2 separate regions of the Homo sapiens genome follow, and region 1 is linked to region 2. Evidence: chromatin loops called from intact Hi-C (ENCODE). Cell type or tissue: Caco-2. All regions are shown on one strand. Each heading gives the region's core, and the rest is flanking DNA. Links, peaks and the distances in the headings are about the cores only.

Region 1 (5,385 bases), core at 114-5,113, 610 kb before region 2:
AACTCAAAGAACATCACAAAAGTTTGATCACAGTGTCTGAAAACTGATCTCTGAAGGCTAGGTCTAATCAAATTATATTTGTCTACACTAATGCAAAGAAATTTTAGCATTGATCATTTAAAATAATGTTGAATTATGATAAAAAAACTCTCTGAATCATACTTATTTTCATAGAAGATATTGTATTTATTGAACTACTAAAATAAGCTTATTACCCCAAAACCCATCCAGACACTGGGGGACAAAAAGCGCTAGCAGCTTACAAGTGTTGAGAGATGTTTTCTAAGATTTCTGATTTTCAGAAGATTCTTTCCTTCAAATGTGATTTTTGAAATAAAGATAATTGAGAATAGGATAAATAGAAGAAAGTGGTTCAATCTCCAGATCAGGCATATGACTCAGGGTAAGTGGGGTTGGCAACTATTTTCAGCTGTTAGGAGTTCTGAAATTCTTGCCTATTTCAAACCTGCCTCTCAAATTTCCCACTCATTCAAGACAACTCTCTTTTCCAGGAGGAGGCACTCATTAAACAGTCATTGTTTTATTATCTCTTGATCAATGGCAAGGTTGGAGGGAATGGGACTTCTGTCAGGTAAACCTTGATAAGGGGGAATCATCAGACCCTTGGGCTGTGGCCTCTTTAACCAGCTTTGTAGATACTTTAGGGACATCTTGAAGTCATGTGAACCCATTTTTCCTTGAAAAATTTTATGTTACCAGAACATTTTCACAAGCCAGATTTCTAGCTTAGCCATATCCTCTGTGGAAGTTCAGCTCCTCACCTCATCACTTCCCCACTAACATCCTCCCCCAGTCACTAAGTGCCAAGCTAGATCCTACACACAGCCTCCACCAGTGCCTAGTTTTACTTTGAAGCTACCTTCACCCATCTCCTTTTTCCTCAAGGTCTTGAACAGGCAGCTGGTCTTTTCCTATTTCATAGCTCATAATCCTTATTGCGATGCTCACTACACTGCCATCTCCTAGTAAAAGAACATCCTCTCAGCATTCTTCAAGCAACGGTGATGATGCCACTTGAAGGCAATGACATGAAGCCCATCAGATTCCAAAATTTTTAAAAAAGAAAAATCTGGTTTTTAGTTAGTCAGAGGGAAAGCATTGACAATATAGCTGTGCCTTGAGCTACATGCAGCAGGACAGAGACTCCTAGCAGACTTAACTGACCTACAAACACAAATGAAAAACATTTCAAAAATTTCAGAAACACTGGTGGCATGGAGGGAGTGCAAGACCCTGAAGAGAATATGCTGAGGTCCTGAAGTGTGCAGCTGGGGCTTAATGAGCTAGGTAAGGCTTAATGTTCACTTGACCTCACTGGCACTGGGCTACTCATGCCTAGGAATCTTGGGTTTACCACAACTACGTGGCTTCCCTGGGTATAGAATCTAGTTTTCTTCTTGAAAAATATGAGACTACTCATGAGCTCCTGAAACCACTTTAATTTCTACAGTGTCCACAAGAAAAGAATATTGACAAAGGTCTTCTAGGTTTATTTTAATAAGTGAACCAATTCAATAATTAGTCTCTGAGAACCTCTGTGAGCCTGAATCCTGCTTTTGTTTGGCTTCAAAAAAGATAGGTAGATGGCCGGGTGTGGTGGCTCACGCCTGTAATCCCAGCACTTTGGGAGGCCTAGGCAGGCAGATCACGAGGTCAGGAGTTCAAGACCATCCTTGCCAACATAGTGAAACCCCATCTCTACTAAAAATACAAAAATTAGCCTGGTGTGGTGGCGCGTGCCTATAGTCCCAGCTACTTGGGAGGCTGAGGCAGGAGAATCACTGGAACCTGGGAGGCGGAGGTTGCAGTGAGTCAAGATTGCATGCCACTGCACTCCAGCTTGGGTGACAGAGCAAGACTTCATCTCAAAAAAAAAAAAAGAACAGAAAAAAAGATACGTAGATTTCTATATCTGCTTCTGGGCTCAATCTGCTGTATGTTGTTTTACAAAAATATGTGAAGGAAATGTGGCCTCAGAACAATATGTAGATGGAAAAGTAAGAAGAACTTTAATAGACTTTTCAGATGAATGTAGATATTCTTTTTTGATAGTACACCAAAACTCAACAAGTAGTAGTGCCTTAAAAGTTAGTTGTGGGTGGAATCTGAAACCATATCAATAAGCTTTTCTTACTCTGTTATATTACAATCCATTAGCCCATTTTGTACTTTGAATGTATCTTTTAACTAAGCATGATTCTGCAACATCATGGTGTCTTGGAAAATATTGGTTCACTGAATTATGCAGGTTTTTTGAATACTGACACATTTCATTTTACAGTATCAAAAAAATCAAATTTATTATCAAAACCACCAATTTCATTAGAGGACACTCTAAATATTATGAAGCTAGTAAGCTCATGGTGATGGAAACAAGTTTTCCAAAATTCAAATTTTCCCTTGAAAGTTTGGATTTTACTGCTGGCAATAAACACCATCAGTCATTTTCCTAGAAATGAAAGACTCATGTTGTTCATTTTCATGGCAAATCCTAAATGCTTAACTCTGAATTCCTATAGTTTGTCTCTCTTTTGTACTTTCAGATAAAACTGACATTCCATAAAAGAAATGAGTAGTTCAGCCTGAAACTCAAATAATTGCACAAGTATTTTTCTTCAAGATAATCATCATACTTTGTTACAGAGCAGAAATACAGCTCTTCCTGCTTCCTTCTCATCTTATCACCCAGAATATTTGTCATAGTTAATTATATGTGTCTACTTGAAGGGTGTTTTTGGATGACTCCACTCTCCCTCATCTCTTCTGGAAAATAAAAGGAATCAGAAATTTCTAGAAGCCAAGAACCAAATGAACGAAGTCAAAATTATGCCCTAAGGCAAGCCTTCCCCTCCATGCTTAGAGCTAGCTCAAGGGGTGTGAATGCCTCTACAGATCCAGTTTCTTGGTGCCACAGAAGGGTCAGCATTGACTCTTACCCTGCTCAATTTGCTTCAACCCAGTGGGGCCTTGTTAAAAAAGAGCAAGTATGTCTACAATTCCAGATCTCATTTCATGCATAGTTGGCAGTGCATAAGAAACTTTATCAGATTCCAAAATATATTTTTAAAAAGTCCAAGAGGCTGGGGTCCTTTGTGATTGTTGTGGATCCACATCAGGAAGAGAAACCCTTTAAGGAGAAGAATATGATATTTTCATTTGCATAAAAACAATAAAACTCTTTCAGCAGCAATTTCCCCTATATAAAAAGTGAGAACACAGCACCTTGGTGACACAGACATCTGTTACTTAAACAGATGCCACCTTCTAAACTCACTCAAGCAACCCTCTGCTCAACCAGAGACCCCTAAACCAAAATTCAATGCGTGGATAGAACAATATGTGCAAAGGGTGCTTTCAGTAATGATGGGTTTTACCTCCCAGCATCATTATGAATTTGCTTGACTTTTTTGTGTTGTTACTTTAGCAAAATCTCCTCCATCATTTCTCTCAGTAATGTCTTTTTTCTAACTTAACCTCCACAATCTGCAAAATCAAATGGTTCCTTCTAAGATTCATTGCTGATTAGCACTAGCCCTTCAAAGGCTAAACCATGGCTTTTGTTTGTTTCTTTCTTTTTGCAGATGCACTTTAATGACTTCACAGGACAAGGCTCTAACACTATCTAGGAGAGAAATGAAAGTTAGTTCCTTTTTTTTCTTTTCCAGTAGCACAAAGGGTCCCTGCTGATGTTTTCCAGTGAAGCAATACTCCCCTAGCCTGAGACTGATAAGTGCCTTCAGAAGTTAGGCTTACACTTCTAAATCAGCAGTTCATGAAAGGCATTACGAAAAACTATTATACTGCTATAATGCTATAATGGATGACAGCACAGTTGTATATGTTACACCTTGAAGTAAGCAGTAGGATTTTCCATCACTTGATAACCTTGAAACTGCTAAGGTATCAAATTGCTATCATGAATATTGTGCAGGAGAAGAAATAACTCAGGAAGCTGCCTTTGTGAATAATAATCAGAAAACTGCAACATTTTTACTGAGAAAATGGATTTGAGGCACTGGTGTATTGACAAGCTTTCTAACAGGAAACTAAGGTAGACATTACAAGTACATTTACATTGAGCTATGCATCAATCCATCATTCAGCATTCGATTTGTAAGTTCTAATCAGTTAAAAATATTATTAGCAAAGAATTATGTGGTATGTTAAAATTTCCAGGATAAAGGGTAAGGAGAGCCCACATGCTATTTTGTAGCTGAAAACAATAAATAAAAATGTTTGTTTGATATTTCAACTTCTCAATGTACTCTGAAATCTAACTCATTCCAGCAGAATATAGAGATGAGGTTTGGGAAGTGAGGATTTGTTTAATAGGCATTTAAATCAATTGCAGCATGAAGACATGGTAGGAACAGAAATAGTAAATGTTTATTACACCTCTCTTTTTTTTTCTAAAATACATATGTTTAATTTTGCCAAATCCTGGCTTTGTTCATGAGCAGAGCACCTAGTATTGGTCCGTAGCATTTTCAGACAACAAAGTCTACCGAGAACCCTCGACAGCTATGTGAAAACTCAATGTCTGGAGTGATTCATCATTATGTCAGACTGGCCAGCACTTTGTCACAGTGACTGACAATGGGAGAAACTTGGAAATAATACAAAGATTCTCTGTTCACTGATAGTGTCTGAAGTGTGATTAGAGAAGAAAGCTTTGAGACTGTGAGGAGAATCTTAATTTTCCCCCAAAATTAATTTTGATATTTTACCCTTCGTTGGAAAAATTCCACCTAACTTTTTCATTGTCTTACTCAAAACTGGCCACTTTCATTTTAAATAGTGTCTGGAGCTTGCTTATTGAACTTCACTGCACATTCAACAGCTTAGTAGGTGGGGTGAACAATTTTTCAATAGTGTAAGACCAGCTACACTGGCTTTATACTGGGCTACTCTATCCAGTTGAGAAAGGTAAACGCCCTCCAGTTAATGGTTGATAGTGGTGTCAATACAACCTAAATTAACTCATGCCTTACCCTTTTCTTGGAATCTGGAATCATTTTATACTATTCAATATAGCAAAATTCTAAAAGGGTAATGATATTAATTCCTTACTTCAGGTAAACTATTGCTAGACAAAGTAATGTAATGCATGGGCATTACATTTAGAGGTGCTGGGGAGCAAAGGTAATGGCTTTCATTTATTTCCCATCCCCTCTATGGGAAATAAATGAAATAACATCTTTTATGGATAGTAGATCAATGATTCCACCTTCTTATTAAAAAATTTAAAAAGCTAAAATGGATCCTATCCAGAAAAATGTGATTACAAGAGGAGTAAATTATTAGAGGGGATAATAATAAAAACTAGCATTTGTTGACATTGTGTGCCAGAAATTACATAGATAC
Region 2 (5,385 bases), core at 176-5,175:
AAATGGTGCCTTCTTGCTCTATCCTCACATGGTGGAAAGGGAAAAGCACCTCTCTTGGAAAAAGGTCACTAAACCCTTTTGTGATGGATCTAATCAACTCCCAAAGCCTCTTCCTCTTAATGCCATCACCTTGGGAGTTAGAATTTCAATGTATGAATTTTGGGGAGACAGAAACATCCAGACCAGAGCAGCAACCTGTATGCTTCAGAAATATGAACAAAAGATCAAAAGAAATTTGAGGAATCAAATGGATCCCAAATCACCCTAAAAATTCTAAATGTTATCAATAGAAATGTGAGGAATCAAATGGATCAAAAACAACTCTAAAAATTCTAAATATTATCCTTAGAAAGATTAGGAAGGCAATTGTACTGCAAAACAAGTCAAGAAAGAAATTTTTGGAAATTAAAATAAGATTGCTGAAATCAAAGTCATTAGACCTCTCAAACATTATAATAGAGTTGAAAATCAAGTTATTGATCTAGAAGCTCAAGCAAAGAAATTTCCAACAACCAAAACCAAAAATGCCATAAGAAATAAAAGAGAAAGTAAAACCATAAAAAATGGGTTCAGGAAGTTAAGTAGCTGACTAAAAAAAGTTCTAAGAGATGAGAACAGATAGGAAAGAGGATGGAGGAGAGAATAATAATAATAAATAATGAAATGAAAATATCCTAGGTTTAAGAAAAATTAGATCACTCATATTGAAGTCCTCACCAAGGCTAAGTGAGTTTGATGGGGAAAAGACACATACTTAAATTTTACATACTGTTGAAATTAGTGAAAAGACAATTTAAAAAATTTCTAAGAGAGAGAAAAAAATGGGGCCACTTATAAAGGAAGGAGAATTAACAACAGATTTCCCTTCAGCAACAGTGGACACTAAAACTCAAAGAAGCAAAGATTGTCAAACAAACAAACAAACAAACAAAACCCTCTCTGGGATAATGACTATGAATTTAGAATTCCATGTTGAAACTACAATTTTTATGTAATATTTTCAATCATACAAGTTTCAGAAAGCTTGTTGCCCTCACAAGCTCTCCAAAAACATTACTCAAAAAGGCTGTCCAGCAGAACAACTGAGAAAGAAATATATTATGAGTCAGAAAGGTAGCAGCTGAATATGACTTGAAAAGGGAGAAAACTAAAAGGAAATGAAAAGAGAAGCCACTGGACCTTGATGCCTGGGGCATTATCCTATGAGTGGCTAAAGGTAAGTGTCTTAATGATATATTTAATTCTCTATAAATCCAATAGCATAACTTGGTTCTGTAGTAAATATTTATAAAAGCATAATCCCATTAATGCCTTTTTAAAGTTGGTTCAAAAGCTTTGAATTAACCTATAGACTACACATGGAATACATAATCATAGCCCCAGAACAGCAGATAAAGGGAAGTACAGGAGACGGGAGACACAGTCTCACTAGAGTGTAGAATTTCTAAATCTGGAAGTCAATAGCTACTTGCTAAAGTTGGGGGGTGGGGGAGGAAGAGGAAAATGTAATGTAAATTGTAATGATAACCCTAGAAAAATTACAACACAAAAACACTTGTTTATGTTTATTCCTGGGGAGAGAATTAGAGATACAGTAAGAAAGACAGCTTTTCATTTTTGATTAACAAGCTCCTTTATTAATAAAAGATTACTTAAATAACTCAAAGTAGAGCTATATAATGGAATACTGAGTGGTCTTTGGAAAGAATGAGATATGTCTATATATATTTTTGTGGAAGATTATCCACAATTATATATACTTAAGGTAAAAAAAAGAATTTGCAAAATAGAGTATCATCCCTATAAAGGTAAGAAAATTCTTTATATGTCTGTGTGCATGTATATAAGTAAATGCACTTAAAAATATCCGAAAGGAGAAGCTACAGGTTGAGGGTACAGGCGAAGAAAGGAGTCTTTCGGAATTTACTTTTCAAGCTTCTGAATTGTTTTACTGTTTGTAATAAGTAAATATAATACATAATATGTAAATATTACTTTTAAATAACTTTCATACTTTTTAATTACAAAGGTAATTTTCTTAAAAAGTAAGAAAAGCAAGTATATGAATGTATAGTGTTACTTTCTTCATTTAAAACTTTAAATGGGCAGGGAGCTATGGCTCATGCCTGTAATCCCAGAACTTTGGGAGGCTGAGGTGGGAAGATCGCTTGAGCCCAGGAGTTCGAGACTAGTCTGGAGACTGGGTAACATGGCAAGACCTCATCCCCTCAAAAACCACAAAACTTTGAATGTTTAAATATATTATTAAAATTAGTCTTTATTTTTTCATAGCCAAATAATGCCAGTATTATTTATTAAACTATTTCCCATGGAATGGAAACACTCTCATTTTCATATTGTAACATCCCACATGTACTTATATACGTTTCTTGGTTTGATTCTATCCCACTGCTCTATTTACTTTTTCTTGTGCAAATAGCTTTTTATAAAAAAATTATTACATTAACTTTAAAGCAAATTTCAATATATGGTACTACATGTACCACCTCATTATTCTTTTTCCCTCATACATTCTTGGGAATTCTTGCATTTATTTTTCCATATGAACTTTCAAATCATTCAATCCAGTATAAAAAACAAATCTATTGAAATGTTCTGGGATTAGATGAAACATGCAGTTTTAAGGTTAAAAAAAAAAAAACTTGAAAAAAAAACAGAGGCTATATGGTTAGATCAGCAGAGGTCAATCGCCACCACTGGAAGGACAATGCAAAGTAGGTCTCGTACTGATGGTATGAAGAACAAAAGCAATGACTGGGAGAGTCTTGTCTTCTTACATACAATCCTCAGTAACAGAAAACAAGTATGCTTGTAAACTTTCTCACAGGCCATGACGAAACATGAGTATTTACAGACAGCAGTGTTCACTGACCAGGGTCATTATAAACTGAACAAACAAACTTCGGTGAAGAGCAGGCATTTCTTCGGCTGCTCTGAAGGGGTGGTGAGAGGCAAGGCCACGTAGTCAAGAGTGAGGGCTGACTGCCCCAGGACTGTTGGTGTGAAGACGTAATTGACAGTCATAAATTAAATCTATTTATGTCACTGCAAAATGGATGACCAGGTCACTGAGGCACTGCAGCTACAAAGAGAGAGAAAAGGCTCTGACAGTGAGGAGTGTGCAGCTCTTTGAAGGAACTGTAATCCTGGGTGCAGAGGAGCCACGGCAGCACAGGGGGCTGGCTCCACACGCACTGGCGCTGTGGCAAGAAAATACGGTTCAGATCCCTGTTCTCCCATTTTCTAGTTATAGGATCTTGGGGTCTCTGAGCTTCAGTTCCTTTATCTGTAAAACATAGATAAATGCTTCTGAGTAGAGCTGTTGTGAACATTAAACCAGATACAAAGCCCCTTGGACAAAGCCTGACACATTGGAGTCTCTCAAGAGATGCTAGATATTAATGATAATCCAAAATGCAAAACAGATGGAAATAGGGCAGAGAAGGTAGTATTTAAGAGTGCCTGCAGTAGAAGAAAGTGTGTAAATGTGAAACTGAAGGACGCATGCAGGGCATTATTAAATACTTTTGTATTGTGAAATTAAAAGTTGCCAGAGGGGCTGAGTGTGGTGGCTCAGGCCTGTAATCCCAGCACTTTGGGAGGCCGAGGTGGGTGGATCACAAGGTCAGGAGTTCGAGACCATCCTGACCAAAATGGTGAAACCCCCATCTCTACTAAAAATGCAAAAATTAGCCAGACGTGGTGGTCTGCACCTGTAATCCTAGCTACTTAGGAAGCTGAGGCAGGAGAATCGCTTGAACCCGGGAAGTGGAGGTTGCAGTGAGCCGAGATTGCACCACTGCACTCCAAGCTGGAGATAGAGCAAGACTCCGTCTGAAAAAAAAAAAAATTGCCAGAGGTGGGGAAAGCTGAGCCAGCCAGAAGACTGAGAGGAACACAGGAATTCAATTGGAAAGAGTCTATATGCTAGGTCATGAAATCATGATTTTATATTATAGAAGTTTGTTTTTTTTTAATGGAGCAAAATAATAAGATTCATGTTTTATAAAGACCCTCCTGACAACAATATGGAGGATGTACTGGAGGAATTTGGAGGTAGGGCTGTGTGGTAAAACTGTAGGCAGGAGGATCATTTTATTTTATTTTTTAAGTCACAATGGAAGAGATATGATGTATGTAGGGAAAAAAACTAATTTAGAAAAAGACTATGTTTAATAGCTACAGAAGAGACACAAACTATGGGAGTTAAAGAATCGCCCTTGCTAGGCTCAGCCTCGCTTTCTTACCTTTCTTCTCTCTCGGCAAACCTAAAACTGATAAAGCTTTAAACTTCCCCAGGCTGAGTAACCTTGTTAGCAAGTGGGATAATGCCTGTAAGTTTGCAGGATTTAGATGCAGCAGGTAGATATGAAAGTGTAGTGTGCTTTGAGTATTCTGTCTTTATTGAATTTGCAGACCTACAATAGCAATGGCGGGAGCATGGCTATTTTTGCTTCAAAGTCAGTTGCTTGATTCAGTAGAAAGAGCACAGGCTACAGACAGTCAGACTGGGAGTTGAATGCTAGCTGCTCCACTTATGCTATAAGTAGGTAAATTAATTTCTCTCAGAAAGTCAGTCTCATCTGTTAGTGTCTCTCTCATGAAATTCACTAGTAGAAGTAGACAGAACAACAATAAACAAATACATATTAAAGAATGCTACTGATGGTAAAGAGCAAAGTGAGCAAGAGGATAGAAACTAACTGAGAACTGCTTTTTATTTAAGGTGGTCAAGAAAGGAATCCGTGAGAAGGTCATATTTAAACACACACTTGCAGAAAGTGAGAAAATAAGCTTTGAACACATTTTGGAAAAAGAGAATTCCATGCCTAGAAAACAGCAAATGCAAATGCCCTACAGCAGAAGAAAGCTGGGCTTGGGGGAAGGAAAATCAAGGAAGTATGTGTGGTTGGAGCGGAGCCTGGGCAGGGCAGCGTGAAGACTCACCCAGTAAGCATGGGCAAGCGTCCAGGCCAGGATCTTCTCTAACTGACCAGAGCAACAGGAAGCTGTCCTGGGCAGAAGAGAGGCACCATCTAACTGGCTTGAAGATCCCTAAGACTGCAGTGTTGAGTGCAGACTGTAGGGGACAGTGGGAGGAGAGATCTTCCAATAGTTAAGGAATTCCTGCAATGATTCCAGTTGAACAACGAAGAAGGCCCAGTCCAGGCTAGTAGGTGGAAGAGGTGTTCAGTGGTTATATTCTAGATAACGTTTAGAAGGTGGTGCTGATAGCATGTGCCGATGGATTGCCAAGGTGTGATCTTTGCTCAAGAGATTTTGGCTGGTCTTGTAAGAATAAAACAAAGTAAATAAAGTGCCTACAATTACTCAAAAACATCAGTTCTTTCCACCTTCCTTTGA

The links. Peaks named below come from ENCODE experiments on the same cell type or tissue, not always from the same donor. Only the 100,000 strongest peaks of a DNase experiment are listed, where the experiment ranks them.
Region 1: a loop joins it to region 2, with 2.1 times the contacts of the local background. A loop is called at or near these places in 1 of 110 quality-filtered maps.

What each region holds. Positions count from the first base shown.
Region 1 is chr2:138,102,913-138,108,297 of GRCh38, forward strand. It overlaps LINC01832 (long intergenic non-protein coding RNA 1832), which reads left to right. Exons shown (of 3, transcript NR_135526.1): 2 at 1,223-1,308; 3 at 2,565-2,993. Among named protein-coding and RNA genes, the nearest start is that of LINC01832, 3.7 kb to the left of the region's middle. In Caco-2, for the core only: no CTCF peak of the experiment used is centred there; no DNase peak of the experiment used is centred there.
Region 2 is chr2:138,717,482-138,722,866 of GRCh38, forward strand. The region is part of intron 1 of NXPH2 (neurexophilin 2); the gene reads right to left. Among named protein-coding and RNA genes, the nearest start is that of NXPH2, 60 kb to the right of the region's middle. In Caco-2, for the core only: no CTCF peak of the experiment used is centred there; a DNase peak (open chromatin) is centred at 2,960.